Linked DNA regions of Homo sapiens: region 2 is linked to region 1. The links are chromatin loops, found by intact Hi-C in ENCODE. Cell type or tissue: dorsolateral prefrontal cortex. All regions are shown on one strand. Links, peaks and the distances in the headings refer to the core of each region. The heading gives the core; the rest is flanking DNA.

Region 1 (15,587 bases), core at 3,075-11,074:
GAGGCTACTTGCCTACCTTTGGTACAAGTCACTGTCCCTTCTCTCAGCCTGAGTGTTCTCTCTGCCAGGCACGCCGGAGGCATTTACGTGTTCAGCTCTTTGTTCTCTCCATGGGATTATGTTTTCCCCACATTTCTACCTCATTTTCACGCAGCCTGCAGCGTGTGTGTGAAGCATGTGTTTGGCTCAAGGGATGACAACACACCTGCAGAGGATTCACTGAAGCCTACCTTGGGGGGCACTCAGCTCTTTTCTGGGTGTTTTCTAAGGGCATCCACACTGTCCGGCAGAAATCCAGTTTGCAGCACCGTTTCCTCCCCAAGCCTGGTTTTCTGCAGCCTGGTCCCTCACCAAGGTGCCAGGATTGAGCTGACCACGAGATGGCAGTCTTTCCTTGCATCAGGCTGGCCGAAGCCTGCATCCCCAGACCTGTGTGCTTCTGAATCCAGCTTCTGTGCTGCCCGAAGCAATTTCAGCAAAGAGATTATTGACTAAAGAGACCTTCACTAAAGAAGAAAACAGTAGGATTAAATATTCGGAAACAGAAGAACTCGAAGAAGAAAATACAATTTCCCAACGTCACATGCTCACCCATCCTTCTCCTCTTCAACAAAAGTCACAACAGTTGTGTGTCCATTTGCAGTCTGGGGTAGAATTAGAATTGCCAAGCATCCCAGTGAGGTCTGAATCCACATTCCTTTATTTCTTTGTGCCACTCAAAGCCAGATATTGATGTCTGAAAACAAGATACATAAGCTTCATTATTTAAGTGTCTCTTCCTTAAACAAGACCGCTTTAATACTTAACAAGGTAGGGAAGCTACATAATTTAAAATCTATGCGACAAGAAATAAGAAATTATTTGTAGCGGGCTCCACTTTTACACCCACCAACAAAGAAAGACATTCACAATTTTTTGCCTTCCCAGGGCCCCAAAATACAACACAGGCCTGTTCTCCTGCTCCGGGCAGAAGCCGCAGCTGAAACTGTTCTTTATCAGCTTTTCTTTCTCAATATTTACCAACCAATAAATCTTTTTTCCCCTAAGACAACTGACATTCGAATCCTGTTCATGTGGAGGCTTGTTATCCAAATAATATTAAATAAACTGCTTCATTTTCTACTGAAAAAGTATGAAGATGGTTTTTGTTTTCTTTGCTGGTCAATATTGCAGAAGAGAGGGGCTGCTCTCATCCATGGGAAGGACAGCTGCCTGCCTGCAATGAGCACATCTCAATCTCCGAGCCTCCTGCAGAGGTGCCTCCTCTCTGTCCTGTCCTGGAGCCATGAAAGCTCATCTTCAGGCTCCCACAGTCCCTGCTCTGTGGCACCAGCAGGGTCGAGCCTGTCTGTACCATTGTCACGGTCATAACTGAGGACCCCATAGAATGTTGCCGGAGCTGCAGGAGTATTTTGCCCATTTTCCAAAGTGGAATAAGTCAGTCTTTTGAGAAAAATTACAATTCTGTTGTTCCACAAGCCAATTCCAGCTTCCTTTTTTTTTTAGACAAGGTCTCACTCCATCGCCCAGACTGGAGTGCAGTTGCGTGGTCATGTCTCACTATAGTCCCACGTGATCTTCCCACCTCAGCCTCTCAGGTAGCTTGGGATTACAGGTGCACACCTCCACACCCAGCTAATTTTTTATATTTTTGGTAGAGATGGAGTTTCACCATGTTGCCCAGGCTGGTCTTGAACTCCCGGGCTCAAGCAATCCTCCTGCCTCAACCTCTCGAAGTGCTGGGATTCCAAGCATAAGCCAGGGCGCCCAGCTCAGCTCCCGCTCTTTCCTCTGTCAGAGGAGTGTGTAGTGCCAATGGTCACAGAGCTGGCCAGAGGGGTCAGGAGGGAGGACGTCTGGGCTAGCTCTTCTGCTAACTTCCTGGGAGGATCAGCAATGAGACTTGCGTCTCTGGGCCTCAGTTTCTCCATTCATACAAGGAAATGTTGGACCTGACTTTCTTTTAAACCTTCCCATGTTGCTACTTATCAAGGATCTGAAATAAAGGAGGAGGCTTTGGAGCTGGCTTGGTCTTAGTGGAAATTAAACATCTGAGTCCCTAAAGAAACTTCTAGGGAAGAAAAAAAAGCTTTTGAAGATTAATAGTAGCAGATAATATTTACTTGGAGATGTCTCTGTCCTAGGTACCATTCTAAATTTTGGTCATATGATTTAATTTAACTCCCATAACACCCCCATATTTTTGTACCCACTTGACACTCAAGGGAGCTGAAGCACTGAGGGGTGCCTGACTTCCCCAGGGATCGCATCGCTTGGAAAGATTGGAAAAATGGGAAGCCAGGTGGCTTGGCTCCAGGGTTCATTCTCTTAACTTCCTAACCCCACAGCTGGCAGCAAGCCCAGGAAACCTCTGAGGGCTGCCGCAGCCAGGGTGGGTTGTGGGGTGGAGCTGGAGCTAGAGGCTCTGGCAGTTGGAGTCATGGGCCCTGGCCTTGAGCACTGCTCTGTGAGTGCTCTTGTCTCTTTCTCTCGTCTTTATTTGGCCTTTACTCAGATAGACGTTGCCGGGGTGATAGTCATGCTCATCAGTATACCCAGATTTCTGACATGATTTTATTACTACATAAATAAGACATGAGTAATGTTTCCTCATTAAAAAAAAAACTCCAAGAATTACAAGTAAGACTAAAAATCCCCTTTGAGCACCACTGCTCTCGGTTTCCTCCTCTCCTACTACAGGAGATATTGTCATCGTTTTGGATGTTGCACTACAAATTATTTTCTATGAGGTATGTACCCTTAGAAAACCTGTGGTCACGCTTTGTAGTTTATGAGGTTCTGTTTCCTTCAGCAATGCTATCGTGCTGCGTGTATTATTTGGAAATCGCTTTCCTCGGTCAACAGTGCATCTTGAGACACTTCCATGTTCCCACTTACAGATATGTCTTGTGAGCATCCCATTGTATGAATGAATCTGAGTTTATCTGTCCATCCCCGTTTTGATGGCCATTTAGGGCATTTCTAAATTCGTATTTTTCCAGAAATTGCCATAATGTATTTCCTTTCACATACTGCCTCATGCATGTGTACAAATATTCCTTTGGTCTAAATGATGAAAGTGAAATTGCTGGGTATCATCATATTTTATTAAACTGACATAAATATCATATGAGATTTTTATAAAGGCTCCCCCCAAAAATGTTGGGATTTGAAACTCTTTATTAACCTCAAATTGCTATAAGTGGTAACAAAACATCAGTAAGATTTGAGGGCCATGAGATGCAATAATGGTGAGAGAGGAGTGGGTGATGCCTGTGAATTGTAAGGCTATGCTTTTCCCTTCCACGCAAGAAAGCACAGCAGAATGAAAGAGGGGTGAAAATGACGTGAATCATGAAAACTCTTAAATGCATTAGAATTGGAATTTTTTAAGTAACATACTTGCAAACATGGCTGAGATCTGCTGTGATTTACCTGCAGGATCCGTCCTTCTGCACAACCCATGCTGTCAACCAGGAGCTATTCTGTCCCCACCGACTCAACGAGGCAGCAACCAGTTCTGTACATGAAGATTCCAAGGGATCCCAAATGGCACGTGTTAGAACAGACACTATCCAAGAAGGAAAGGACATATCTGTCAACCATGCTACAAGTGTCATGCCACCATGGAAGTTGATTGCTAGATACTGAGCTGGCATACACCACACACACACACACACACACACACACACACACACACACACGCTGAAGCATCCTCAGAATTCCTGCAACTCCAAGGTTCAAACGTCCAAGAAGAATACTGTGGGGTGAGGACTGTGTGCTTGGCCAGGCTCTTTGGAGCCTACTTGGTGTCTCTGAAGGACTGGAAATAGAATTTGCTTTCAGTTAAAGGAGCCCTAATACCAGTCTCTGCCAGAATGCCAGAAGTTACAAATCCTCATGCCCTGTCCACCCTCTCTCCAGTGGAGACTCTTTGTGTGTGTGTGTGTGTGTGTGTGTGTGTGTGTGTGTTTTCCTGTTCAGTGTTTTTTCTTTTTCTTTTTTTTATTATACTTTAAGTTTTAGGGTATGTGTGCACAATGTGCAGGTTAGTTACATATGTATACATGTGCCATGTTGGTGTGCTGCACCCATTAACTCGTCATTTAACATTAGGTATATCTCCTAATGCTATCCCTCCCCCATCCCCCTACCCCACAACAGGCCCCAGTGTGTGATATTCCCCTTCCTGTGTCCATGTGTTCTCATTGTTCAATTCCCACCTATGAGTGAGAACATGCAGTGTCCGGTTTTTTGTCCTTGCGATAGTTTGCTGAGAATGATGGTTTCCAGCTTCATCCATGTCCCTACAAAGGACATGAACTCATCATTTTTTATGGCTGCATAGTATTCCATGGTGTATATGTGCCACATTTTCTTAATCTGATCTTAAGATCAACCTCAGGCTAAAAAACAAAGAGTGAACAAAGTCAGTCTGTATGGAACCCTAACATTCTCTGTCTTGGCGCTTCCCCTGCTGAAGACAGCCCACTTCTCTTACTTCTTACACCTGGGTCCCACATATTTTACGGCTTTTTCCTTCGCACCTTTCCCATTCCAACTCTGCCTTCCTGAAAATAGCTTCTGTTTGCTCTCTAGACCTGTGCTAGTCAGTGAGTGGTCCTGGGCACCTGAGCTTGTGCACTGAAGATTTGTGCTGATCTGCAGTGAGATGGGTGGAGATTTGGAGGGCAACCACTTAGAGACTTTGATACCAATTAAGCAGGGTAACTTTAGGTCTGTTAAATCTAATAATAATTTTAGGCTTGAATTTTAGTGTATATTTTTATTTCATTTTCTTAGTAATTCATTGTCATTGCATTGTATTTTTATTTTTATTGTTTTAGAGACAGAGTCACTCTGTAGCCCATGCTGAAGTGCAGGGTTGCCATCACAGCTCACTGCAGCCTCAAACTCCTGGGCTCAAGTGATCCTCCCTCCTTGGCCTCCAAAGCACTGGGATTACAGGAGTAAGCCACCACACCCAGCCTGTTATTGTATTTTATGAAAATGCTCACCTATGGTGGATTGAAAATGCACTTAAACATCTATTTTTAAGTCAAGATGTCCTCTCTCTGTCTCTTAACTTTCCATGACTTGACTAGCAGGCACATTCAAGGTACTTCATGCATCATGAAGCAGATGGAACAGGCGGCTCTCCATTCTAGAGATCCCTGGCTGTAAGGGTCTGTCCCTTTGCTAGTGTGGGAGGTCAGCCTGCCTTGCAGAATGAACCATACGGATTCAAAGACTAATCCCAAATATGCCAGGATTGTCACTTTCATTTCATTAGACTTTCTAAGCCCAATGTAAGTGTTGTTTATGCTGAATGGTTGTGTTCCCTACACCTGGTAGAAAAGAAGCCAAGTTCATGAAAAGGCAGGACAGCAGGTGGTTTGTATGATCGTGTGTTTAGATAAAGCCACCTGCTTGTAAAGAGGCACCTTGGATCTTTTGGGCTTTTCCTCTCCAGTGTTCCAGGAGGAGTGCAATTTTTTAAAAGTCCACATGTGAAGACTTTGCCTTTTGAATAAGACCTCCAAGAGTAACCAAGATTTTGCAAGGTTTGTCTCAGCCCTTAAGGGCAAACATGACCAAACATTTGCTTGAACTGATGCTCCAGTTGTCTGTTGCTGGGTACCAAACCTCCACAAAACTTGGTGGCTTAAGCCCACAGCAAGTTTGTTTGGTTCCTGAAGATGCCATTTGCACAAGGCTCTGTAGGAAGAGTGCATCTCTGCTCTACTAGGCATCAGCTGGGCAGCCCAAAGACTGGAATGGAGTCATCAGAAAGCCCCTCACTCATGGCTGGTGCCGGCCCTGGGGAGATGCTAACAGCTGGGGCTGGACAAGCAGGGGGTCCTCCCTGACCCCAGCATCTCTCTCTGTCCTTATGTGGTCTCTCCACATGGTCTCTCCAGCCCAGCAGCTTCAGGGCAGTTGGACTTCCCATGTGTGCCAGGCTCCCAAGGCACTTGACCCAAAGAGAGAACCATGAGGAAACCCTACCACCTTCCATGACATAGCCCCAAGGTCACACATTCTATTCACCAAGGTAGTCAACAAAGCCATACCCTTGCAACAAAGTGCAAGGGGAGGGAAACAGACACTACCTCTTGGTGCAGATGAGGCAAGGTTCTGGAAGAGCATGTGGAACAAAAATACTGATGCAACTGCCTTTGAAAAATACAGTCGATCACCACAGATACACAGCTACAGAAGAAAAACGTGCAAAGAGTTCACTGACAGTGTCGAGCAAGGCTAGGTGTGAAGGTGCTCGAGGGGCAGTCAGCTCTGCTTCTCCAGCTTTGATGCCTGCGGTGGCCCAGATGTAGCTGAGAATCCCCCAACCCACTGTGGTCATGGCAGGCACTTGAAGCCACCTCTTCAAAGAAGAATGAATTGATGGGACCCTTTGCTCTTTCCCACACATTCCACATGCATGTCTGGAGTCAGAGTCATTGCCTGTGGCTCTGACACCAAGCCCAGCTAAATGAGTGGTCTGCCCTGATCTGGCGGGGCCATCCAAATCAAGAGCCCCTGCCTCCATGCAGCCCTCCTTGATCCTTCTCCTCTGGCAGGATGCAACATTCCATCTTTTGTGCCACAGCTGGACCCTCCCATAAGCTCTCTACCCGAGTGTGTTAGCATGTCAGTGCCCTGAGTCATTGGCTTGTGTTCCCCGAATAGCCCATAAGTCTCTCAAGGCCTGAGGCCACATCAGCTGTTTGTCATATGCCTCACTGTGCCTGGCACAGTGACTAGCACACACAGGCCAAGGACTTTTGACTGCTGTATAACAAGAAAAGAACAGGCAAAATCCCAGAGATTTCAAGCTGTTTGTTTTGTTTTCATAAAGAGAAGTTGAAATTTTATTTGGTTTATATTTGTTTCATTGGGAAACCCACTCATATACACACACTTATATGTATCCTTGATGTGGTGAACATGCATTTGTATGTGAGTGTGTATGTCTGTGTGTAAATGTGTGTATGTATATGTGCATATTTTGGGTAAGAATAAGTCTGTGACTGTGTGTATAAGTGTACAAAAAGTGTGTAAGTCTGTATATAAATGTGTTTGTGTGGGTGTGGAAATATTTTTGTGTCTGAGTGTGCATGTGTTTGTGTGTGTCTGCATTGGTTGTTCATGTGTGTTTGTGTGTAAATGTATGTCTGTATGTCTCTGTGCATATGTATTTATGTTTTTGTCTATGAGTACATATATGAATGCATGAATATATGTATGCTTGCATGTGTGTCTACACATGTGCATGTGTATTTGTGTGTGTGTGTGTGTGTATGTGTGTTTGTCTGAGAGCATGCACAAAATCACCCATCCAAGAGGCTGGCAGTGGGTCTCTAGGCCTGGGCCAGGAGGCATCCTGCCTTCATTGGTAATTCCTCCAGCGTCCCAGGAAAGCCATCTTCACTTCCTCTCCGGGACGAGGAGCTAAGCAGAGGTCAAGTGACTTGCCCCAGACCCCACAGCAAGTCGGTGGCGGCTCTGCGAGGGTCTGATTGCCAGGCTCACGCCCCTCTGCAGGCCGAGCTGCCTCGCTGTGGCATGTTGGCACCCGGCCCAGGCCGCGCCGCCCGGCTCTGAGAGCTCCCATTGTGGCCGAGAAGTGGCCGAGTGCCATGGCCTGGCATCCGCAGGTGACGGCAGAGGGAGGAGTGACTCCCGAGGCGACAGGAAAAGGGCACCCCTCATTTTGTGTGGCTAAAGGGTTGGAAATAACAGACGTGTAAAAAGGGGAGGGGGAGAGAGGAAACCAAAGCTAATGAGGAATAATGAAGACGTGGAGAGGGACACACACGGAGAACGGTGGGAGCCGTGGGCAACGCGAGAACCCCGCACTCACACAGCAACAGGAAGCAGAGCCAGCCGGAGGCCGCCGGCTCAGGAAACGTTTTGTTTCCTCCTTTAATTGGTGACCCCGCTCAGAGTTGCTGGAAATGGGCACAGCCCGAGAGACTCGAGTGTGGCTGTGGCAAACAATGGGCTGCTGAATGGCCTGGAAAGGCAGCCAAGAGTGGGCGCAGTCCCAGCGCCAGTGGATCTTAGAGTGGCTCTGCTGGGCACAGAAGGAGGGCTCTGAAACTCTCCCGAATTGTGCTCCCAGCTGGGCTCTCCTGGAAACCCACCTGCACAGAGGTGCCCGTGAATGGGAGAGCTCTCCATGAGAGATGCCCAAACGCCACTGGAAATAGAATCACATGAAGAAAACTGCACTCACCGGAGCATGTCTCATCTAGTGTGGCCAAAGGAGATTTTTTATAATAAGCTTCTAGGGGTAGGGAATCAGAGTTCCCAGGAGTCAAGCTTAGGTAACTACAGGTGGTCAGTGAACTTCTACCTAGAGCGGATGGTGCTGGCTAAGAACTGGCTTTTGTTTTGTGGGCTGGGGCCTGTGAGTTAGGGACTAGGCACAGTCACCTGGGATGGCCAAGAACCTGTCAAGCCACCACCAGCTGCTGCTGTCCAGCACCCCTCCCAGACACCTCTCCTCAAATGAACAAATATTGAAACATCTGTTGAAAGGAACACCAAATTATTCCCCATACCTGGGCTTGGCCAAAAGCAAGACTTGTTCTAATACCAGGAAAATTAACCCAAAGTAGAAATCTTAAAAAAGGGACAAATTGTAGATAGAGACAGGGCATACTATTTGTCTTCCTCTTCTCCTAAGACACCTTGAACATGGAGGAATCAAGGAATAAAAATCTCTTAAGATCAAAGGATAACAGTAAGGAAACCAACAAGCAAAAGATGAGAGGTTTCTAAAAAACAATGCTAGGGCCTGCGTGGCCGGAGTGTATTGATGAACAAGGCTGTGTGAGGGAAACGGTGGCTCAGAAGGCACAGGAGGGGACAGCAGGGAAAGGGCCACCCTGCCAGCAGGACACAGGCTCCTCAGCCAGCAGACCAGGGCTGAGCAATTGAGGAAAAAGGACTGCAAAAGAGGAGAGGAATTAAAAACGTACTCCCAACCCACTGCACCATTCATTTCTTACACCCTGCCCTACTTTTCCTCCAACTCTGAGCACAAAGAGGGCAGGCTGCCCACCCAGCTTGTACCTCTGGCTCCTGGGGAAGAGAAAGACAACAGCGACGACAAAGCTTTCTTTTCTAAATTGAACACGCTTTCTAGGAGTTAGGATCCAGGACTCCTAGAGTGTGTAAAAGCACCCATGGCCATGCCCTCCTCATTCTGGCATTTGGGGGTCCCCAGGCCCAAAACCTCCTTGCCTGCCTCTTCTCTCTAATGTGAAGCCTATCAGTCAGTTAGCCCTGCCCTCATGCAGGCGCCTCACCCAAGCCACACAGCTTACAGCAGCAAAAGTGCACACCAAGTTACCTAGAAAAATGGATCCATGTCTTCCTTCTTAAAAATGAACACCGAAACAGATCACCAAGAATATGGAGAATACTAACTACTACACAAAGCAGAAGCACCAAACAAACAAAACTAAACAACGCCAGAGGAAACAAACACAATTCAGGCAACCAAAGAAGAAATTAAGAAAAAAAAAACTCTAATTAATGACCTCAGAAGGATTTGAGATTATATCACATCTACAAAACAAGAATGAAATGCTCTAAAAAAATGAACAAAAAATAAGAAAGAGCTCTTGGAAATTAAAAATATGTTTTCTGGTTTTGAAAATCAGATGGAAATGTTGAGAAATAATGTCAAGGTAATTTTCTGGAATCCAGAGTAAATACACAATGGCCAAAATCATAATAGAGAAGATACAATGCATAGAGAGTCAATTCAGGAAAATGATCTGAGCATTAGCAGTTTCAGATGAAATGCCGGGGCACGGGGGTAGTGGAGAGGGGATTATCAAAGACATGCAATGACAGAAGAAAGGCTGCCAGAGAATTTAATCTGAATCTTCATCTTTAAATGGCCCACAGCATGCCAGCAAAATGAGTGAAAAAGGATTCAGAACTGTGTACATACTTATGAAATATCAGAATCCCAAGGATATAACGAAAATATAAAATGCTTAAAGACAGAAAACTTAGATCATATACAAAGGATTGAGGATCATACTAACATCAACAATACTGGGTGTTATTAGCCAATGCAGAAAAGTATTGAAGTTTCTATCAGAAAATTAATTTACAATAATTTTATACTCAAATTAATGTATGTGAGAATTTTATACCCAACCAAACTATTATTAAATCTGAGATAAAATAAGCATATTTTTAATAATTCAAGGACTCAGAAGGTAAATTTCCCAATATCTTTTTCACAGAAATTACTTAAGGCTGTGCCACAACAAAAGAAGAATAAAAATTAATAGACTGAAAGAGTCATATACAAAAAAACAGTAGAATGAGCCCTAAAGTGCAACTAAAAGAAATGCAAGGGTGAGAGTTGTAAAGTAGGTCTATAAAGCAAAACTTCAAATCAGAACAGAAAATAAGTAGGCTCCACAAAGAATATATTCATGAAAGACTGGGATGAAACCAACTGATAGAATCAGTAAGAAGTTTAAAAATAGCTGTGATGTGGTGACATATCTCTACAAGAAAAAAATATATAGTAGTTTTCCCTAATTCTCAATGAATATGTTCCAAGAACCCCAGTGGATACCTGAATCCACAGATGGTACTAAACCTTATGTATACTGTTTCTTCTATACAGACCTACAATAAAGCTTAACTTATAAATTAGGGACAGTAAGAGATTAACAACAAAAACTAATAATAAAATAGAAAAAGTATAACTATATATTGTAATAAAAATTAGGTAAGTGTGTTCTCTTTCTTTCTCAAAATCTAAAAACAGTTGACTGCAGGTAACTGAAACTGCAGAAAGCAAAACCTGGGATAAGAGGAGGAGTACTAGGGAAATAAAACTGCACAAGAGAATCAAGCTCGCACTGCAAAACAGACTACACTGTGACATGATTGTGAGAAATCAATGGTGGGTAAAAGGGGGACTCTATTTGCCCTTGGTGCTAGAAACATCCTCCTTTGAGTGATGTAGGATTCTTGGCATGGAACTCATGAAGAAGGAAAGGCAAAACCACTTGGCCCTGCAATTCTAGATAGATATAAAGGCATAATAATGTATACTTAGTTTATTGGTTTTCAACTTTTAGAAACAACTTATAGGGAAAAAAATCTCAAGATTATTCAAATGTTATTACAGAAAGTAAATGTTAGCAACGTAAACACTGTAAAAATGAAGACAGAACTAAAAATACATATAGAAAAGTAGAGAAAAGGTGGAAGAGAAAGGAGGGGAAATATCTGATCTTAGACTGAAAAGAATCAGAAATACAAACTACCATCAGAGAATACTATAAACACCTCTACGCAAATAAACTAGAACATCTAAAAGAAATGGATAAATTCCTGGAAACATACACCCTCCCAAGACTAAACCAGGTAGAAGTCAAATCCCTGAATAGACCGATAACAAGTTCTGAATAGTTCAACCATTGTGGAAGACATTGTGGCGATTCCTCAAGGATCTAGAACCAGAAATACCATCTGACCCAGCAATCGCATTACTGGGTATATACCCAAAGAAATATAAACCATTCTACTAAAGACACATGCACACGTATGTTTATTGCAGCGCTATTTACAATAGCAAAGACATGGAACAACCCAAATGACAATCAGTGATAGACTGGATAAAGAAAATGTGGTACATATACACCATGGAATACTATGCAGCCATAAAAAGAATGAGATCATGTCCTTTGCAGTGACATGGATGAAGCTGGAAGCCGTCATCCTCAGCAAACTAACACTAGAACAAAAAACCAAATACCGCATGTTCTCACTCATAAGTGGGAGTTGAACAATGAGAACACATGGACACAGGGAGGGGAACAACACACACTGGGGCCTGTCGGGGAGTGAGGGGCAAGGGAAGGGAGAGCATTAGGACAAATACCTAATCCATGTAGGGCTTAAAACCCAGATGATGGGTTTATAGGTGCAGCAAACCACCATGCCACATGTATACCTATGTAACAAACCTGCATGTTCTGCACATGTATCCCAGGACTTAAAGTAAAATAAAATAAAAAAGAATTAAGATATAGTGTCTGTACTTGACGGAACAAAAAATAGAAATCCATATATTTTGCTTAAAATTAACTATAAATTTAAAACTAAATCTTTGTTTGGGCTAACCCAGAAGCAGATCCTAAATTAAGGATTCAGCCACAGGTGGTTTATTTGGAAGGTGAATAAAACATCGGTAGAGGAATAGGGAGGTGGGATAGGGAAAGGAAGCAGCCTTGAAAGGGCCCATTATCAAGCCTGCCATCCCTGTGGGTGATCGCTGCACAGGTGGGAAGTCAAGCTCAGATCAATAAATGCAGGTGCAGCCAGCTGGAAATCGGGCCAGTGTGCCCCTGAAGTGGTAAGGGCAGTGGGATATGGTTATGGCAACAACAGCCGCCATGTATGTCTATTACAAATTAGAAAGGGAGACACAGTTCCAAGTAGGCATGTGCCGTGCCATAGTCTAGGACATATCTAGGTAATAGGTGATGCCAAAGCAGAGGGAGGTGAAACTAAATGCTTAGAAGAGGGGATAGAGGAGATAGGCTGATTCACCCTGAGGAACCAGTTCAGGCTAAGGGGTTGGAGGAGCAGCTGTTAAAGAAAGGGGGTTGAGGTCTAAAGATCTCATGAAGAAGGTGGAATACTTCAGAGGGGAGCTGACTGAGTTCTGTTTAAGGAGCAGCCAGAATGCTGAGGGGAGGGAAAGGGAAATGGAGTCAGAGAGTGGAGTGGGAAGGGATTGGGGCTGCCTTTCTATTTCCCTGGAATTAGGGCTACCTTTCTGTTTTCCCAACAGTAATTCTAACTCAGATTTGCAACCACTTGCAGCCACTTCTGATGCTGAAATCCCTACCTCTGGCTAAGAGTAAGCACTCAATCAATATTTGCTGAATGGCTGAATGAATGAATGTGAATCCTATTGGAGTATAACCAGGTATTTCAACTGCAAAACACCCTCTATGAACTGAAGCTGGTTGCACCTTGTGAGGTGCCTGGTTGAGACATTTTGTTTTACCATAGCCATTCTGCTGTTAATAATAACCACAAACATACAATAAACCCCTATGTCTTCGATCTGAGAAAAGGATTGGAGTGTATGTAGTTATTTGAGAGATTACTTCAATAAACATGGGTAGGGGAGTGAGGAAATAAGGCAGGGAAGAGCGCCAATGAGCAAGTTAGTGCTATGAGCAATGGAGGCGCAGCCCTTCCAGCTTGGGAATTTGGGGAGACGGTGTAGAACATGAAGGTGGATTGTTGATTCACAAATTCCCATCCACCATGGTTGAGAGCTGCTTCCAGTGGATCAACGCTTTCCTTCTCCCCCCACCCCACTCCACCCAATCCCCACCTCCAGCCCTCCCTACCCACAGTAGAGCTTTCTTCCCAAGCCCCAGGAAGCCTCAGGTGGAGACGTCATATATGCTTAGGAGGAAGCCCTTGATAGTGAATGCTGAGGGGATATGAATGGGGCACTGACTGCATTTGCTACAGATTACTGAATGCCAGGCACATTGAACAATAAAAAGAAAAAGAGCTAGCTGGACTAAAAAACTGAATGAAGGCCAATATATCAAGAATATAATGAACAAGCGGGAGAATGGTAAGATTAAGCCAGAAAAGCGGTAAGAATCATGGAGGGCCCTGTCAGCCAAGTGTATTAATTGGGATTGGCTACATTATGCCAAGCAGTAACAATTGGGAGGAAGAAAAAAGAGCACAGATATCAGGAGATAGAGAAAATCTGGGAGTTATAGTGAACCCTAAGCTCAATAAAAGTTATAAAGGTAGCATGTGAGAATGGTGCCCTTAGGAGCACTTGCACATGTATGAAATGTGGGGGTCAGGGATCAGCCCTTTTGTTTTAAGCAGGCTTGGTTGAACTCTAATTGTGTCTAGATTTAGTCTTCTCACTTTCAAGTGTGTGTGGAAAAAACAGTAGAGGAGATTTGGCAAAGAGCAATGAAGAAAGTTGAGTTTGCATAACCAGCCCAGAAAAAGAAAGACAAAATAGCTGTCTACGAGCTTATTGATGTTTATTGTGAAAGGAACCCCAGCCAGAGGTTGCGTCATTCACAGGAGAAACGGTGAATAGAACCCTGAAGTCTGATTATCTCTGTCCTCAGAATCCCCATGATGCAGTCCATGCCACCTTCATCATCATCTCGGTGGTGTTCATGGTTCCCCTGCATTGGTCCAGGGTACTTCACTGGACCAACAATTCAGTTCAAACTTCCTTCAGCTTCCCCATGGAGTCATGGGAGATTTTTACGGGCTTCCCTGCCCCTAGAAGAATAAGTTGCAGCCCCTCCCCTCTAAAAGCTCTGATAGCAGGAGAAAATACCACGTTTGAGTAGTTTGGATGTTTGCTAATCTAAAGATGAGGAATTGATAAGACAGGGACATGGAACTCTTTCTGTTTTTATAATTCCATGGGCACTAAACTGTAGTCATGAGTCAGAATCCTACATTTTTCATTAAGGCTCTGTAGAGAAATCTCCAAAAAGATTTCTGTCTCCTGACTTTTTTGGTCCAGTTTCCAAATATCTTCATCAGTGGTCAGGAGGAAATAATGCAGTTTAAACAATAAGAATAATATTAGTAATAATAATCACTGTGAGCTTTCATCAAGTACTACTAAACAGCAGATGCTGTGCTGCACATCTGTTCCCATATATCTACTGTTGCATAGATAAACCACTCAAAAATTTGGTGGCTTTTTAAAAACATCATTTATTTAGTTTATGAATCTGGCATGTCAGCCTGGACCAGTGGGGAACATCATCTTTGCTTCATCTGGTGTCAACTGGGGAAGCTCAAATGGAGTCTAGGAGTTCATTTCCAGGATTCTTCAGATATGTGGCTGGTAAGTTGGTGCTGCTTGAGCGCTCAAGCAGGGTGGGAGGCCAGGATTCTCAGTTTCTTTCTTTCTTTCTTTTTTTTTTTTTTTTTTTTTTTGAGACAGAGTCTTGCTCTTGTCAACCAGGCTGGAGTGCAATGGCACAATCTCAGCTCACTGCAACCTCCGCCTCCTGAGTTCAAATGATTCTCCTGCCTCAGCCTCCTGAGTAGCTAGGATTACAGGTGCTCACCACATTTTTGTATTTTTAGTAGAGACAGGGTTTTGCCATGTTGGCCAGGCTGGTCTCGAACTCCTGACCGTATGATCCGCCCGCCTCAGCCTCCCAAAGTGCTGGGATTACAGGCATAAGCCACCGTGCCTGGCCTCTCAGTTTCTTTCTATGTGGGCCTCTCCATGAGCTGCTTGGGCTTCCTCACAATATGGTGGCTGGTTTCAAAAACAAACAGGACAAGAGGACCAGGTAAGAACTGCATCACCTTTTATGACCTAGCCGTAGATGTCACATAGTGCCATTTCCACCATACACGTGAGTTCAGATTTAAGATAGTGGAACACAGAGCTCATCTCTTGATGAGAAGAGTATCAAAATCACATTGTAAGGCAACCATGGGGATTGAAAATATTGTTGTGGCCATTTTTAGAAAACACAATCTTCCTCAGAGGCATTATTCCATTT
Region 2 (15,587 bases), core at 4,098-12,097, 54 kb after region 1:
TCATCTCCACTGAAGCCACCACCTGTTTCTCTGTTTGGGGTTTAAAGGTGTCTGAGATCTTTCCCATCATGCAAATAAAGAGAGATTTCATGGCTTCTCCAAGCTATCACCGAACTTGGCTTTCAACTGCAAGTCTTCTGGATTCAAATCCAGTGTTCCTGCCCCTACACCAGGGATACTTAATAGCATACAAGGTAACTTTAGCTGGTACTCAGAAGAAATTTTAATCAGTTCTATATTGATTTTAATGTGTATTAAAAAAACTAAAAACCGTCACATCCTCAGCTCAAGTTGCCATCTCCCAAGTCTAGTAATAGCTCTTTTAATGCACCACCATTCTCAACAGAAAAACTGTCCACAGTCTTATTTACTGCCATTTCATAAGTGAGAAGTAGCAGAGAACAAGAGTCTGTTTAAGCTAGTGGTTCTGTCAACCTTGGCTGCCATGAGAATTATTTGGAGAAACATTTTTTTAAAACACCAGTGACTGGATCCCCGTCCCCTCCCTGCCGTGGTAAAATTGGTTGGGAGTAGAGTCTAGATGGTGTAATATACCCCAGGTGATTCAAATTGAAATCACGGTCGAGAGCCTCTGGTTTACATCAGTGACTGCACAGCTGGGCCTGATAATTGCATTTCTTTTTCTTGTTCCTTTTTTTTTTTTCTTAGAGATAATGTCTCACTCTGTCTCCCAGGCTAGAGTGTAATGGCACAATCATGGCTCACTCCAGCCTCGAACACCTGGGCTCAAAAAATCCTCCTGCCTCAGCCTCCCAAGTAGCTGGGACCACAGATGCAGGCCACCACACCAGCTAATTTTAAAAATTTTTGTAGAGATGGGGTCTTGTTATGTTGCCCAGGCTGGTCTCAAACTTCTGGCCTCAAGCTATCTTCCTACCTTGGCCTCCCAAACTGTTGGGATTACAGGCGTGAGCCACCACACCCAGCCATGAATCGCATTTCTAAAAGCTCCCGTGTGATGTTGATGCTTCCCCTTAGATTCAGGGAACACACTTTGATCACCACTGATGCAGATGAATCTGGGAGGACCACTGTGGGTTTTTTCCTTCCCAGCATACTTTTGTTCTCTAGTAATAGCTCCTGACAACATGCTTTGGAGAGCCATGCCTCCTCAACTCTTAGGTGTAGGTGATACCTCACCACTTCAGGAGCAGAAACCAGACTCAAGTCTGGCCAATCCACAGAATCTGTGTCTGCTCCAGTGAGTAATGGGTTCAGTGATGGGTGCATAATATAGTCCAGTGAGAGTCAGTGCTGAGACTTTTGCTGAAACCCTTGAGAAAAGGTGCTAAGTTGGCAAGACATAGGCCTGGAGCTGCTGGTGACTGTTTTACCTTTGCCTGAGAGGAACCTGCCTGAGGATGGAGCAGGCAGGTGAAAGCAAAAGAGACTGTGAGACGAAGTAGATGGCACCCTTTTATTCCCTGGATCCAGCCAAACCTGAATCCAGACATACATTTTTCAGTGGCATGAGCTAATAAGTTTCCTTTCTTGCTCAAGCCAGTTTGAGGTGGGTTTTTGTCAAGTGCAGTTCAGAAAGTGCTGATACATGAAACATCACAGTGCACCCGCCACCCCACAGAGGGGGATTCCAGCCTCTCTTCTGGAGGCTGCCTCCATCAGGCAACCATCTTCAAAAAGGCCCCAGGATGGAGCAACAGAACCCTTAGATGTCAGTCAGTGTCATCACCTCCCTGCTTATATGGGAAGACTGGGGGACAAAGAGGGGTAAGGAATTGCCCCAAGTTGTGCCTTCGACAGAGCCAGATAGGATATCAGCCCTTGGCTCTATCAGTAGGCACACCCACGCCAGGGGGCGGGTGAGAGCCAGCAGGGAGCGCCACCCTGGTCTCCTTCACAAGGACACCCACTGTAGGGAGGGGATCTCACTACTTCATGAAAAGTGGCTTTATTATTGCCCACTTCTCAATGTCTCCGTGTTTCTAATTGCAATCTAAAAAACACACCCTTTTTTTTTTTTTTGAGACAGGGTCTCACTCTGTCTCCCAGGCTGGAGTGCAGTGGCGCAATTCAGCTCACTGCAAGCTCCGCCTCCCAGGTTCAAGCGATTCTCCTGCCTCAGCCTCCTGAGTAGCTGGGATTACAGGCTCCCACAACCATGCCTATCTAATTTTTGTATTTTTAGTAGAGACGGGGTTTTGTCATGTTGGCCAGACTGGTCTTGAACTCCTGACCTCAGGTGATTCTTTTACCTCGGCCTCCCAAAGGCTGGAATTACAAACATGAGCCACCACCCCCAGCCAACACACCTCTTTTTAAAAAGCCATATCAAATCCATGATTCCTGGGATGCTATTGCTTAGAAAAGTATTTGTCGAACTGTAGCCTTCTAATTAGCAACATCAGAATCACCTGAAAAATTGATAAAATGCAAATTCTCAGCCCCTCCCCAGACCTACTGCACCCTGAGGGGGAGATCCAGCCATACGTCATTGAACAAGACCTCCAGGTGATTCTGATACATGTTCAACTTTGAAAGCCACTGGCTACGGCTAAGTAAATTTTTTAAATTGGTTTAAAATTGATTTAATGAAAATTACAAAGTAAATGTAAATGATTTGTGAATATAGCAAAAATGTAGGAAGCTGTACAGAAGTGATTAAATATGAAGAAGTGCCATCCTATAACATTGAAGCCTCTAGGAGTGCAATGGAAGGAAGGTCTATAACAGCCCAGGGAGATTAAACCCACCCGCAAACACTGAAAGAGTCCCCCTATGCTGGCAAGGGGGGCTTTATCACTTGTTTGTGTGTTGTTTTGCTGAGGGACAGAGAGTTTACCTGTTTGACCGTTTATCCCTCACTATTTGGAAAACTATAAAATAGAAGAGTCCTCTCTTTTAAGATGATCTACCCAGATGACTTGGGGACTTTCCCTTTGTTATAGATAAACAGGTTTTGGCCCTAAGGCTTTGAACATTTCCCGGTGAATAACAGTCACTGCCGGTTATACAAACCCAGCTCACCTTGAGCACATGAGACCCAGTGAAACCATCCCGTCACATGGGAAGGGTGGGCCTGAAAGAGCCTTCACAATCACAGAGCATCCATAACGACCTTGAACGCAGATTCTTAAGAAGGACCAGGGATGCACGTGGTTTCCTTGATAATGAGAGCGTGGATTTCAGGCGGGGCCCTCGGAATGCTTGAACCCAGCCCCACCAGGGGCTGCAGTCCCTCGTGAATCTGACGCATCTGCTCAGAACAGCCTTGAACCACATCCATGAAAATCATTGTCGCCACCGTTGGACCCACCTCCCCACTGAATAGGAGAGCAGAGTGCTTTGTTGAGACCCCTTTCCTAAAGGGTTCGTCTATTTCTTTAACCATGTTTATGTGGGATTCTCTGACATTCAAAAGATAGCAGACTCGCATTTAATGTCTTTATAGCGCAGCACTGTGTGTACCCTCGACTCCAAATGCAGAATGTAACTCATGAGCATAAAAGCTCTAAAGAAACCTTGGTCACTCATGAGGATGGCATAAAATCCAGAGGTGCTGTCTCAAGATGGGGTTCATCTGTCCCTGAAATGAAGACACAGTGGTGGTCTTTAATCAGAAGACAGCTCTGGGGATTAATTGGTGTGAGAATGATGAAAAACAGCATTGTTTCTTTGTAGTCTATTTCTTTTTGTCGTTATTTTTTATTTTTTTTAAATTGGGATAAAATACATATAACATAAAAGTGATCATCTGAACCATTCTTAACCATGCAGCCCAGGGCATTAACACACATTGTTGTGCAGTCATCACCACCATCCATCTCCACAACTCCTTTCATTTTGCAAAACTGAAACTCTATGAGTGAAACAACTCCCCGTTTCTCCCTCCCTCAGCCCTTGGCAACCACCGTTCTACCTTCTGTCTCTACGAATTTGACCCTAGTCTGTTTCTGAGTGAGACCTTTACCCGACTCGTTACTGGGTAAATCCTAATGAGAGTAAAATTGTCTCAGCCCCTCAGCGAGCAAGTTTCAGATTCAGGCATCTCTGGGATACCGGTATGACCATAAAGCAGAACTCACAGAATGTGGCCACAAGTGGGGGTTTTCTGCTCAGTATTTTGCTCTGGATTTGTTTATGTGAACATCCCTGGGGTAGCAGCAGGCACACTGGGTTTAGATTCAGAAGAATTGGGATTGAAAACCCAATGCTTCATTATCTTGGAGAAGCCACCTGCTCTCTCTAAATCTCTTAAGTTGGTTCTCATTTTAATTTTTCTTTTTTTTTAATTTTTTTTTTTTGAGACAGAGTCTTATTCTGTCGCCCTGGCTGGAGTGCAGTGGTGCGATCTCAGCTCACTGCAACCTCCGCCTCCCAGGTTCAAGCGATTCTCCTGCCTCAGCCTCCTGAGTAGCTGGGATTACAGGCATGTGCCACCACACCCTGCTAATTTTTGTATTTTCAGTAGAAATGGGGTTTCACCATGTTGGTCAGTCTTGGCTCAAACCCCTGGCCTCAAGCGATCTGCCCTCCTTGGCCTCCCAAAGCTCTGGGATTACAGGTGTGAGCCATCGCGACTCGTCTGGTTTTTATTTTTAAAAATCAGAGGATTTCGTGTAAAAATCTCAATTTCCAGAATCTCTTGAAAAAAATTAAAAATCAAAACAAGCACCCATTTTTTTTAATGTCCAAAAACTTCAAAAAGGCACTTTACCAAAGAAAGATATACAAGAAGCTAATATGCCCAAACAAAGATGCTCAACATCATTAGTCATCAGAGAAATGCAAATTAAAATCACGATGAGATACCACTTGGAATGACTTAATCAGTAAAGCTGACAATACCAAGTGCTGAAGAAGGCACAGAACAACTGGAACCTGCATCCATAAGCAGCCTGGTAGCTTCTTATAAAGTTAAACATGCACTTACTGTATGTCCTCCCCTACCCTAGAGAAATGAAAAATTATCTTCACACAAAAATACACACCTAAATGTCTATAGCAGGTTTATTCATAATTACCCCAAAATAACGCAAATCTTCTTCAACAGGTGAATGAAGAGAAGCACTGGTCCATTCATGTCCTGGAAAACCACTCAGTAATAAAAAGAACACATGACTGGTATGACCAACATGAGTGAATCTCAAATGCCTCATGCAGTGGAAAAGAAGCTAGACTCTAAAGACTGTCCACTGTCTGATTCCATTTCCATGACTTACTGGAAAAGGCTAAACTTCAGGTCAATGGCCACCAGGGGCTGGGGTGGGGAGGGTGTTGCTTAAAATGAGCATGAAGGAATTTTGTGGGGAGTGCCAGAACTGCTCTATATCTTGATTTTGGTGGTGGCTACACAACTATTGTATTTATTTGCTGAAAACTCACAGAACTGCACACTAAAAAGAGTGAATTGTCCTACCGATAAATCATACCTCAGTAAACTTGACCACCGCACCCCACCCTAAAAAAAATACCTAGCACCTCTGGGCCCACCTTCCTGCACAGCCACAGTTGGCGGTTAGGCAACGGGCACTCACCTCCTGGCTTAGCTTGGGTTCCCTCCGATGCGGTTCCTGTGCTCAGGACAGGCAGCTCCCCTGTGAGGGGGTGGCAGGAAGCAAAAGTGACGAAGAAGAGTAGATAAGGGCGCATTGATGATTTGGTTCATCTGAACAGCAGTCACCCTGAGGCACTTTGTAGAACCAGCCTCCACATCCTCCGGGTTCTTCATTCGCAGGTCAGGAGGCTACCACACTTACCCGGTCACTTTCCTCGTTGTTGGAGTCACTCTGCACACCATGAGCAGCCCCCACCGCTGTGCTGGGTAACAAAAGCTCCTGCAACTTGGGAGAAAGCTCTGTTTAAAAATGTGGGGCCATGCAGCAAGCTCTGCAAGGTCGGAGCTGAGTATGGCAGGTGTGGCCAAGAGCAGCGGCGCCACTGGGGGATGACAGAGGCTGCAAAGCATGCCCCCCGCCCACCTCCATGAGGAGCCCCACCTCAGCCCTGTGCCCGCTTGTGTCCTTGGGCCAGCCCAGGGAAGGGTATGAGCTCATCACTGCTGCTGGGTGTGATACAGCGACTGCTTATAAACAACAATCGGGGTGGATGAGGGGTGGAGAACACGAGGCTGAAAATGAGTAAACCTGGTTTCTATTTCTGGTTCTTCCAACAACCAGTTCTGAGACCTTGAGCAAATCATGCCCCTATAACGGGCCTCAGTTTTCTTCTGTGTAAAATGAAGAGAGATAGAATTAAGTAAGCTCTCCAGTCCCTCTGCCATCCCTTAAAAAGCTATCATTCCGTCACGCCTCCAAGGAGTGTCTCTCTCTGCAAAGTAGTCACTTTAGAAAGCCATGGTACATGGTACAGTTCACTGGAATTGTTCAAAACATGTCAAGGCTTAGAACACATGCTTTTGGTTATCTCCAAAGGTGAGGAGCTCCCAAATCTGGGGACGGATTATATTTTGGAATTTCGATGTTTATGAACCATATGGGGATCAACCTGGAAAAAGCTTGATCCAAAACCAGGTATAAAGCAGTGCTTCCAAAACGTGGTCTGAGGACAGCCTGTGTCAGGGGCACTCGGGTGCTTGTTACAAAGCAAATGTGCAACAGACCCAGATTGAGGGACCTTCTACAAAATAACTGACCAGTACTCTTCAAGATTGCCAAGGTCATGAAAGGCTAAGAAAGACGGAGGAACCATCACAGATGGGAGGACACTACAGAGACATGACTGTGAATGCAATGTGGGGTCCTGGCTTCCACCTGAGAACAGGAAAAGGACATAGCAGAAGAGCTGAGGGAATCCAGATAAAACCTGGAGTTCAGTCACTAGTATTGCATCCATGGTAAGTTCCTGGTTTTGACCATTGCACTATGATTGCATAAAACAATAACAGTGGGGTGAGCTGGGTGAGGAATAAACAGAACTCTCTGTACTGTTTTTGCAACCCCTCTGTAAGTCTAAAATTACTACAAGATACAAAGGATTTACAAAACAGAAATATATATTGCTGCAGCCACTGTTACAATTACTACTAAAAGATAACACTCGTTGAAGGTTTACAATCCACCAGGAGAAAGAGTAGATGTGGGTCACCTCCCTACCACCACCATCCTGTTGAATCCAATTTCCTGGACTTGGAACTCAGAACCTTCCTTTTCACACATTCTCCAGGGGATTCTAACACAAGCTAAAGTTTAGGAGCACAAGCAGTAAAATAGTAAAAACTTTGTGTGTGAGTGTGTGTGTCTGTGTGTGTGTGTGTGAGAGAGAGAGAGAGAGAGAGATCCGAAGATAAGACAGGGGAAATATTAACATCAGTCAGATTAAGCTGGCGGGTACATGGGTATCGATCATTTCTGTTTGGGTAAAATATGAAATCCTTTTTTAAATTAAAAAATTTAAATTAATAAATTTTCTGAACTGATTTGGCCTCTCAACTTTTCCAGCCTTCAGCTCATCATGTGCACTCAAGCTGCAGGCCTGAGAAACACGTCTGGGAGTCGTCATCACAGGGGAAAGGAAAGGGCATGAGGACAGTCTTGAGTGTTGCCCTGTATCCTGGCTCAAGACTCAGAAGGATCAGCAAAGAGAAGGAAGGCAGGAAGGAAGGAAGGAAGGAAGGAAGGAAGGAAGGAAGGGAGGGAGGGAGGGAGGGAGGGAGGAAGGAAGGAAACAGGGATAAGAAAACAAGGCTGAGGAAGTCAAACAGAACTGAGAAATATGATTTTCTTGTTGGGTTGAAAACACAGTGTTTTGTGTAGATATATGTATGGGTGTATGGGTCTACCCAAAGGTTCTGCTTCTTTGTGGATAGACAAACTTTTTGTGGCTTTATGTCCTGTGCCTAATGTCAAAAGCCATCCTAATTTGTTCCAACTCTGGGCCCCGAGGGCCAGGGGTGAGTGACACAGGAGGGGAGTTTTCACAATTTGTTTTGTTCTGAATTGGCAGTCAGTTCCAACGAGAGGCAGAAAGGAATAAGATGAAGACTCACAAAAACTCAAATGTCATCTTCTTTTACTCCCTCTGTCTCTTAAACTCAACTCTGTAATCATGGGGAGAGCCAAACATTGCACATTGCCATCCTTTCAGCAAGCTCGTTCACTCTGAAAATGTCAGCTCAAGGTCAAAATCACTTCTGAGTCCTCAAAGACTCAATCCCAAAAGGCCGGTCTTCTAAGAGCAGGAGATCCCGAGTAGAAAGAAAAGACCACCCAGCCTCCCCTCTAAGTGCACAGTCCAGCTCCTGGACCACCTGCCCTGGTGGCCCACCAAGTCCCCGGGCTGCCTGCACTGGATCAGTGCCAGGGCGTTGGAACAAGTCCTCCTTTGAACAAAAAGACGCCTAACAGTACCATTGAACAGACACACTGCTAGGATCCCTGCACCCACTTCCTGTGAAAATTACTAGGATGTTTACATCAAAATCACAACAGCATTTAACTGGAGAGAAGGGGCAGAAAAAACAAATACGATGGTTCAATTGTCTTTTATTCTGCATTTCTTGCATTTCAGAACCAGAGAAAGTGGAGAGGAAAAGAAGAAGCACTTCTATATGCAGCTTAAACTTTAAAGATCATATTATTCAAGACACAGCTTTATTGGGGGAAAAAATAGGGATAAAACAAAGCCAGATGAACTTAATGCGAATGGGATGCTTTTATGGAATCACCAACGTTTCCATTGTTCAGCCTGAATTGCCCATATTTTTGTATTCACTGCAGACAATGAGTTCTTGTGACATTCTGGCATATATTATACTGGGGGAAGAAAACCCAACCTGCTTTATTTGTTCCATTTTCTGCTTTTAGATGTAATGGAAATGTTAACATGCTTAACATCCGTGGCCTCTCTTCCAGCCTCGCTTCACTTTTCGTAGTTATCATGAGTCTTAGTGAGGGTACGCGGTGCTTCCAGACAAGAGGTGGTGCATGCTAATGTAAGCTCAAAGCCAGCCTGCTCTATATCCTTCACCGTGCAAACTCTCCCTCTCATTCTTTTAAAGACTTTCACGGCATATAGTCTCCATTATGATTAAAATGATCTCAACTGTCCTTCAGAAAAGAATGTAAGGCTTTTGACTACGTGAACCAGTTCAAGGAAAATCTCCCAGGAGTCCAGGACATGAAGATCACATTGTCGAACCTCTTTTATAAGCATTCAATTCCACCTGGTTTTATAGCTGCCTCACTCCCCTCTCTGGATGGGTTTCTCTTACATTAATTGATAACACTATGTCTAATTTGAAGTTCACGCCAAAGGTGGGAGTTATATAAATAAACGATTTCAGCTTCATGAGAGTAGGAGAAGGCAAAAGTGCTCTCATATTTTTAAATCCTCTACAGGACTAGAATGACCATTCCATCTCAGTTGCCTGCTTTTCCAAAAAGGTGTGCATAAATTTCTTTCTTTAAAAAAATGTGTGCGGACGGGCTTGGTGGCTCAAGCCTATAATCCCTCAGGTGGATCTCCTGAGGTCAGGAGTTCTAGATCAGCCTGACCAACGTGGTGAAACCCTGTCTCTACTAAAAATACAAAAATTAGCTGGGTGTGGTGGTGGGTGCCGGTAATCTCAGCTACTCGGGAGGCTGAGGCTGGAGAATTGCTTGACCCCAGGAGACAGAGGTTGCAGTGAGCCAAGATTGCACCACTGCACTCCAGCCCGAGTGACAGAGTGAGACTCCATTTCAAAAAAAAAAAAAAAAAAGTGAACTGTTCAAACTCTACACATTTTTTTTTTTTGGAGACAGGATTACCCAGGCTAGAATGCAGTGGTACAATCACAGCTCCTGGGCTCAAGCAATCCTCCCACCTCAGCCTCCTGAGTAGGTGGGACAGGTGCATGCCGCCATGCCCAGCCAATTTCTTGTATTTTTTTTTATAGAGATGAGGTCTCACTATGTTGCCCAGGCTAGTCTTGAACTCCTGAGCTCAAGCAATCCTTCCACCTCAGTCTCTCAAAGTGCTGGGATTACAGGTGTGAGCCACTGTGCCCAGCCCACATTTTTTTAAAAGGGGAATTTTCACCTGGTAATAGATATTTTCCTGTATGGTTACCCTTTGGGCCTGTCTTTACTATTTCCATACTGTCACAAATCCCACCACCAACTCCCTGCAAAAACAGGGAGAGAACCTATTATACGGAGAAAGATAGAGATTTGGCTGCCGAAAAGCTCCAAGTAAGTGGAAGGACACTTCCCAGCCCACCAAACCCTCCTCAGATGAATCAGGAGAGGCCTCCTGGTCTCCTTTGGGGACCTGAGAGGGATGGAGGGGGAGGACCGTGAGGAAGGCTCTGCAGCTCAGTTCCATGAGGTTTTCCCAGGTGGGTTCATCTTAGGCTGGGTCCCCAGCATAATGCTGGCACCTCCATGAACATAGAAGCCTCATAAGGCCCCAAAGGGGGCTGCAAGAGTAAACAGAATATGATTCAGCCTTAAAAAGGAAGGAAATTCTGACACATGCTACAACACGCATGAACCTTGAACACATTAGTGAAATAAGCCCATGACAAAAGGACAAATCCTGTAGGATCCCACTTATATGAGGTACCTAGAGTGGCCACATTCATAGAGACAGAGCCTCCATTCATATCATGGAGTTTGCCAGGGGCTGCATGGACCAGGGAATGGGGAGTGATTGTTTAATGCATACAGAGTTTCCATTCTGGAGGATGAAAGGTTCTGGAGATGGACGGTGGCGATGGTTGCACAATATGGATGTGCTTAGTGACACTGGACTGTACCCTTAGTAATGGTTAAGATGGGAAATTTTATATGTATTCTACCAAACACACAAAAAAAATTTTTCAAGCAACCAGGAGTAGCAGACAGCCACTAGACAGTGTTTTCACTGGTACTTCCCAAGGCATCTGAATTTCCAACCATGACCATTTGTTCCTGTGGGGTGGCCCATAGATCCAGCTTCAGAAGTCACCCACACCTTTATAGGAGCCAGAGCCTGGAAAATGCCACCTCTGTGGATGAGGCTGGATAGTGCTGTCTGCCCCACCACGGTCTCTCTCAGCCCTCGATGGCCCCTCCAAGACTCCAAGGGAGACCCTCCTTCCTAGATGTCACTTCAAGCTTCTCTCTAGACCTGCCAAAGCCCACAGCTTCCTTCTCATCCACTCATGAGAATCATGATCCAGCAAGTAGAAGAAAGAGACAGGACAATATTCTTTTTTGCTTGGTTTTGCTGTGGGCGCTTTATACAAAACACTAATTTAATATGATTATAATAGTAAAATACATTAAGCACATTTTTTAAAAATCCAGTTGCATTAACAACAAAATAAATGAAAATTAAAATAATAAACCAGGACAGCACAAAAATTTCAAATGATGCCCTGTGTTGTCAAAAGGGCAGAAAAACCAACACTTCTCATAAACTATGAAAGAGTAAGCTCTTCCTGGAAATCAATTTGGTTAATACACATAAAAAATCTTTAAAATTTGCACTTACTTTAACCCAATAACTTTATCTTTTAAATTATTTTATTTTATTTTACTCTAAGTTCTGGGATACATGTGCTGAACATGCAGGTTTGTTACATAGGTATACATGTGCCATGGTGGTTTGCTGCACCCATCAACCCATCATCTAGGTTTTAAGCCCTGCATGCATTACATATTTGTCCTAATGCTCTCCCTCCCCTTGCCCTCACCCCCTGACAGGCCCCGGTGTGTGATGTTCCCCTCCCTGTGTCCATGTGTTCTCATTGTTCAACTCTCACTTATGAGTGAGAACACGTGGTGTTTGGTTTTCTGTTCCTGTGTTAGTTTGCTGAGGATGATGGTTTCCAGCTTCATCCATGTCCCTGCAAAGGACATGAATTCATTTTTTTATGGCTGCATAGTATTCCATGTAAACCCAATAATTTTAAAGAAATAACTTATAGGGGCTCGGCGTGGTGGATCCTGCCTATAATCCCAGCACTTTAGGAGGCCAAGGCGGGTAAATGGCTTGAGCCCAGGAGTTTGAGACAAGCCTGGGCAACATGGCACAACCACATCTACAAAAAATGCAAAAATTAGCTTGGCATGGTTGCATGCCCCTACTGTAGTCCAGCTACTTGCGGGTGCTGAGAGAAGAGAATCACTTGAGCCCAGGAGGTTGAGGCTTCGGTGAGCTATGATTGTGCCACTGCACTCCAGCCTGGGTGACAGAATAAGACCCTGTCACAGAAAAAAAAAAAAAAAAGAAAGAAAGAAAAGAAAAAGAAAGAAAGAACTTGTAGGAATTTACAGTGAGAAAATTATCAATGGATTTATATCTCTGCCACCAAGCACAGTGCATGGCACACAGAGGTGCTCAGTAAATGTTTGCACAATGAATATTATTTACAAATAATATAAATTTTATATATGTAACTTACAACTTCTAATAGCTGTGTTAGAAGTTGAAAATGGTTTGCAAAGGAGGAACATCTACTATCTTTACTTAGCAAATATTATTTATCCAAAGAAAAGCAGCTGCATGATGCATCACAGTTTTGTTTTCTTGTGTTGTTTTTTGAGACAGGGTCTCTCAGTGTTGCCTGGGTTGGCCTCAAACTCCTGGACTCAAGCAATCCTCCAGCCTCAGTCTCCCACGTAGCTGAGTACATCACAGTTTTCAAAGCAGTTTCATATGCATCACTTCCTTGGCCCTCACAGCAACAATGAGGATATTACCAGCCCATTTTATAGATGAGGAAACTAAGGCCTCGGAGAGATTAAGTAAATTGTGAAAGACATTTGAAAATGAAGAGTCCTTGAAACAACGTGTTCTTTCAGTCCAAGCTCCCCAGCTTCCCGACAGCCCGGGTGGTAGGTTTTCTCCACCTCTTCCTTAAGTCAGTTCCAGCTCTCCAGATTAAACTAGCAAGCACCTAATTTCCATTCTGACTCCCAGCCATTGTCTCTTCTTTGCTTCTTGTGGAAATGATGTAGGAGTTGCTCCCTTGAGCACTCACTGTAGCTTTAGATGTGCTTCCTCTCTGCAGCATGAGCTACTCGGCCTTACTATTCCCCGTACTTAATTTGAGAATATTTGTTCAATTTGAGTGTGTTTTTGACCTGCCAGGTATCTGTGAAACAAAATAACTCCTACTGATAGCTTCTTATCAAGAGTAATTTAAAACATCCATCATCTACTGCTGAATGTCAAAATAAAGGTTGAGAGAAATTCCTGTTTCCCTAAATATGTTTTCTTTTCACTCTTGTCAGCATCATTGTCAATCCTGAAATTATAGTGTGCCATGGAAGACCTCAGAAATTGAGGCTTCAGAAACTGTTACAATGAGAACATACAAATCAGCCCGTGGTTCCCAAAGGCCCTGGACATAGTCGCCCCGGCAGAGGAGCCTGGGACCAACCTGTGCCAGGATCCGGAAACAAAATGAGCACCCTGGAGAGGCAACTGTCCCTCCTTGTAATCCTGGGTGGAAGTTTATAGTATTCAATTAGTTATTCCAGAGCCTTGTTGGTGTGCAGACTATTTTCTACCGCCCTCCTGACAATGATTAAGCAGAAGGAGGGAGAAAAGGACAAATCTATATTAATAGCCCCCTCTATTTAAACAACCCTGTGATTTTCATCATGTGGAGGCTGGAGATTGTGTTTTTTCAGTTCTTTCTGTCACCAACTCAGCTACTGGATGTACCTGGGTACACACCTGCCAACAGAGACCCAGCAAGAGATGGAGGCTGGAGGGAGAGGCATGAGCTTAAAGCACCAGCCATAACAGAGAACTTACAGAAAGATAATGTCATTCAGTGTTATCTGGTAGAAAACTCCAATGTTCCTAAGATCCAGCTAAGAAGTGCTCCCATTCTCCATTCCCAAGGTTCACCCCTGGAACAGTCTGGAATTGTCTTTAGAGGAAAAGAATTCAATCACTTCAGAAAATCAGCAAATATATATTAAGCACAAACAAAATTCAAGGTATGGTATACCTGCAAATAGATTGAGATATGAGAATTTTCCCATCTTTAAGGGATTTATCATTGTAAAGGAAGTTATTAGAAGTAGGACCTGGGACGTGGATGGTAGGCATAGGCTGGCTGTTCAGAGGCCTATGCACAAGCATTCCCTGCCACAAGGGTGGAGCTCCATTTCCAGCTTGTGACTGCTGGAGAGACAGTGGTGTGTGGAGTTGGGGGGCATTATATGGATGTGTGCCCCTTTAAGAAGGTTTTGATGGGCGGGGCGTGGTAGCTCACACTTGTAATCCCAGCACTTTGGGAGGCCAAGGAGGGTAGATCACTTGAGGTCAGGAGTTCAAGACCAGCCTGGCAGACATGGTGAAACCCCGTCTCTACTAAAAATAAAAAAACTAGCCGGGCATGGTGGCAGGCGCCTGTAATCCCAGCTACTCGGGAGGCTGAGGCAGGACAATTGCTTGAACCCAGCAGGTAGAGGTTGCAGTGAGCAGAGATCACACCACTGCACTCCAGCCTGGGTGACAAAGTGAGAATCTGTCTAAAAAAAAAAAAAAGAAGGTTTTAATGACTAACTTCAGTAGCCTTGTTACCTGCCTGAGCAAGCCCACTCCAAAAATACCCTCTTGTCCCCCAGCCACTTTGCAGCTAGCAGTGGTCATAGGGTAGGGTTCTGGTTTGGGCCAGCGAGATGTCTGCTGGGAGAGGCTTCCAGAAAAGCTTTGCATTCCAGATGAACACACAGACTCAGCTGGTACATTTGTTTGCCATTTAGTGTGCTCCACCCTTCTCCCCCTTCTCCCTACCTGGAAAAGAATTGTGAGGCCTCCAGGGACAGGGGACGGTAGCCATTTAGCCACCACAAGGCAACATGAATCATTCATATTCCAAAGCCCTAGGGATGTAGAATTGAAACAGAAGTGTCCTCTACCCAACCTCGACTACCTACTCAAGACTTCCTGTTATGCAGAAGGAAAAAAGTCCCTGTTAATATCTTCCGTAGCAGTCAGGTGTTTTGTGGTTTGCAGCCGACTTCACCACTAACAGAGATACCAACACGCTTAAGTTATGCGACCAATAGACACAGAAGATGAAAGTCGTTGCAAGAAATTTCCATTGTCTTGATCTTGAACTGACTTCATCAAGAATATTACCTATCTCTTCAGCTGTGAAACTTCTGACCAATGGAAGAGGATTTGCAGATTCTCAGGGCAAAACCAGATGAAATGGTTGGCAACTGTAAGGTTTTTATTTTATTGCAGGTGGCATTTAAGGCCCTCAGCTGAGTGGGTGCCTACGCGGCAACGTAGTTAAAACAAATGGCATAAAGCAGGTCTTCTGGTCACTGTGGAGTGGCTTACTAACTCAACTGCTCCAACCAACAGGCTGCATTTGGGCTTTTCTAAGACAGGAACCCTATCTTCTCCAGATATTATTTACTTTCCTTTACTTTCCTCCTTTTTTTTTTTTTTTTTTTTTTTTTGAGACGGAGTCTCACTCTGTCGCCAGGCTGGAGTGCAGTGGCGTGATCTCGGCTCACTGCACCCTCCACCTCCCGGGTTCAAGCGATTCTCCTGCCTCAGCCTCCATAGTAGCTGGGACTGTAGGTGTGTGCCACCACACCCAGCTAATTTTTGTATTTTTAGTAGAGACAGGGTTTCTCCATGTTGGC

The links. A loop is a pair of places that touch in the nucleus more often than their neighbours do. Peaks named below come from ENCODE experiments on the same cell type or tissue, not always from the same donor. Only the 100,000 strongest peaks of a DNase experiment are listed, where the experiment ranks them.
Region 2: a loop joins it to region 1, with 1.8 times the contacts of the local background. A loop is called at or near these places in 3 of 110 quality-filtered maps.

Annotation. Positions count from the first base shown.
Region 1 is chr20:21,600,532-21,616,118 of GRCh38, reverse strand. LINC01727 (long intergenic non-protein coding RNA 1727) reads right to left here. Exons shown (of 4, transcript NR_109880.1): 2 at 3,436-3,571; 3 at 592-736; 4 at 397-457. It overlaps LINC01726 (long intergenic non-protein coding RNA 1726), which reads left to right. Exons shown (of 5, transcript NR_109878.1): 4 at 3,442-3,767; 5 at 4,848-5,332. Among named protein-coding and RNA genes, the nearest start is that of LINC01727, 38 kb to the right of the region's middle. In dorsolateral prefrontal cortex, for the core only: CTCF peaks have their summits at 7,371 and 7,665; DNase peaks (open chromatin) are centred at 6,708, 7,598 and 7,988; H3K4me3 peaks cover 1,052 bases; H3K27ac peaks cover 4,330 bases; H3K27me3 peaks cover 4,481 bases.
Region 2 is chr20:21,547,870-21,563,456 of GRCh38, reverse strand. No RefSeq gene overlaps it. Among named protein-coding and RNA genes, the nearest start is that of LINC01727, 14 kb to the left of the region's middle. In dorsolateral prefrontal cortex, for the core only: no CTCF peak of the experiment used is centred there; a DNase peak (open chromatin) is centred at 8,287; H3K4me3 peaks cover 1,072 bases; H3K27ac peaks cover 1,477 bases; H3K27me3 peaks cover 601 bases.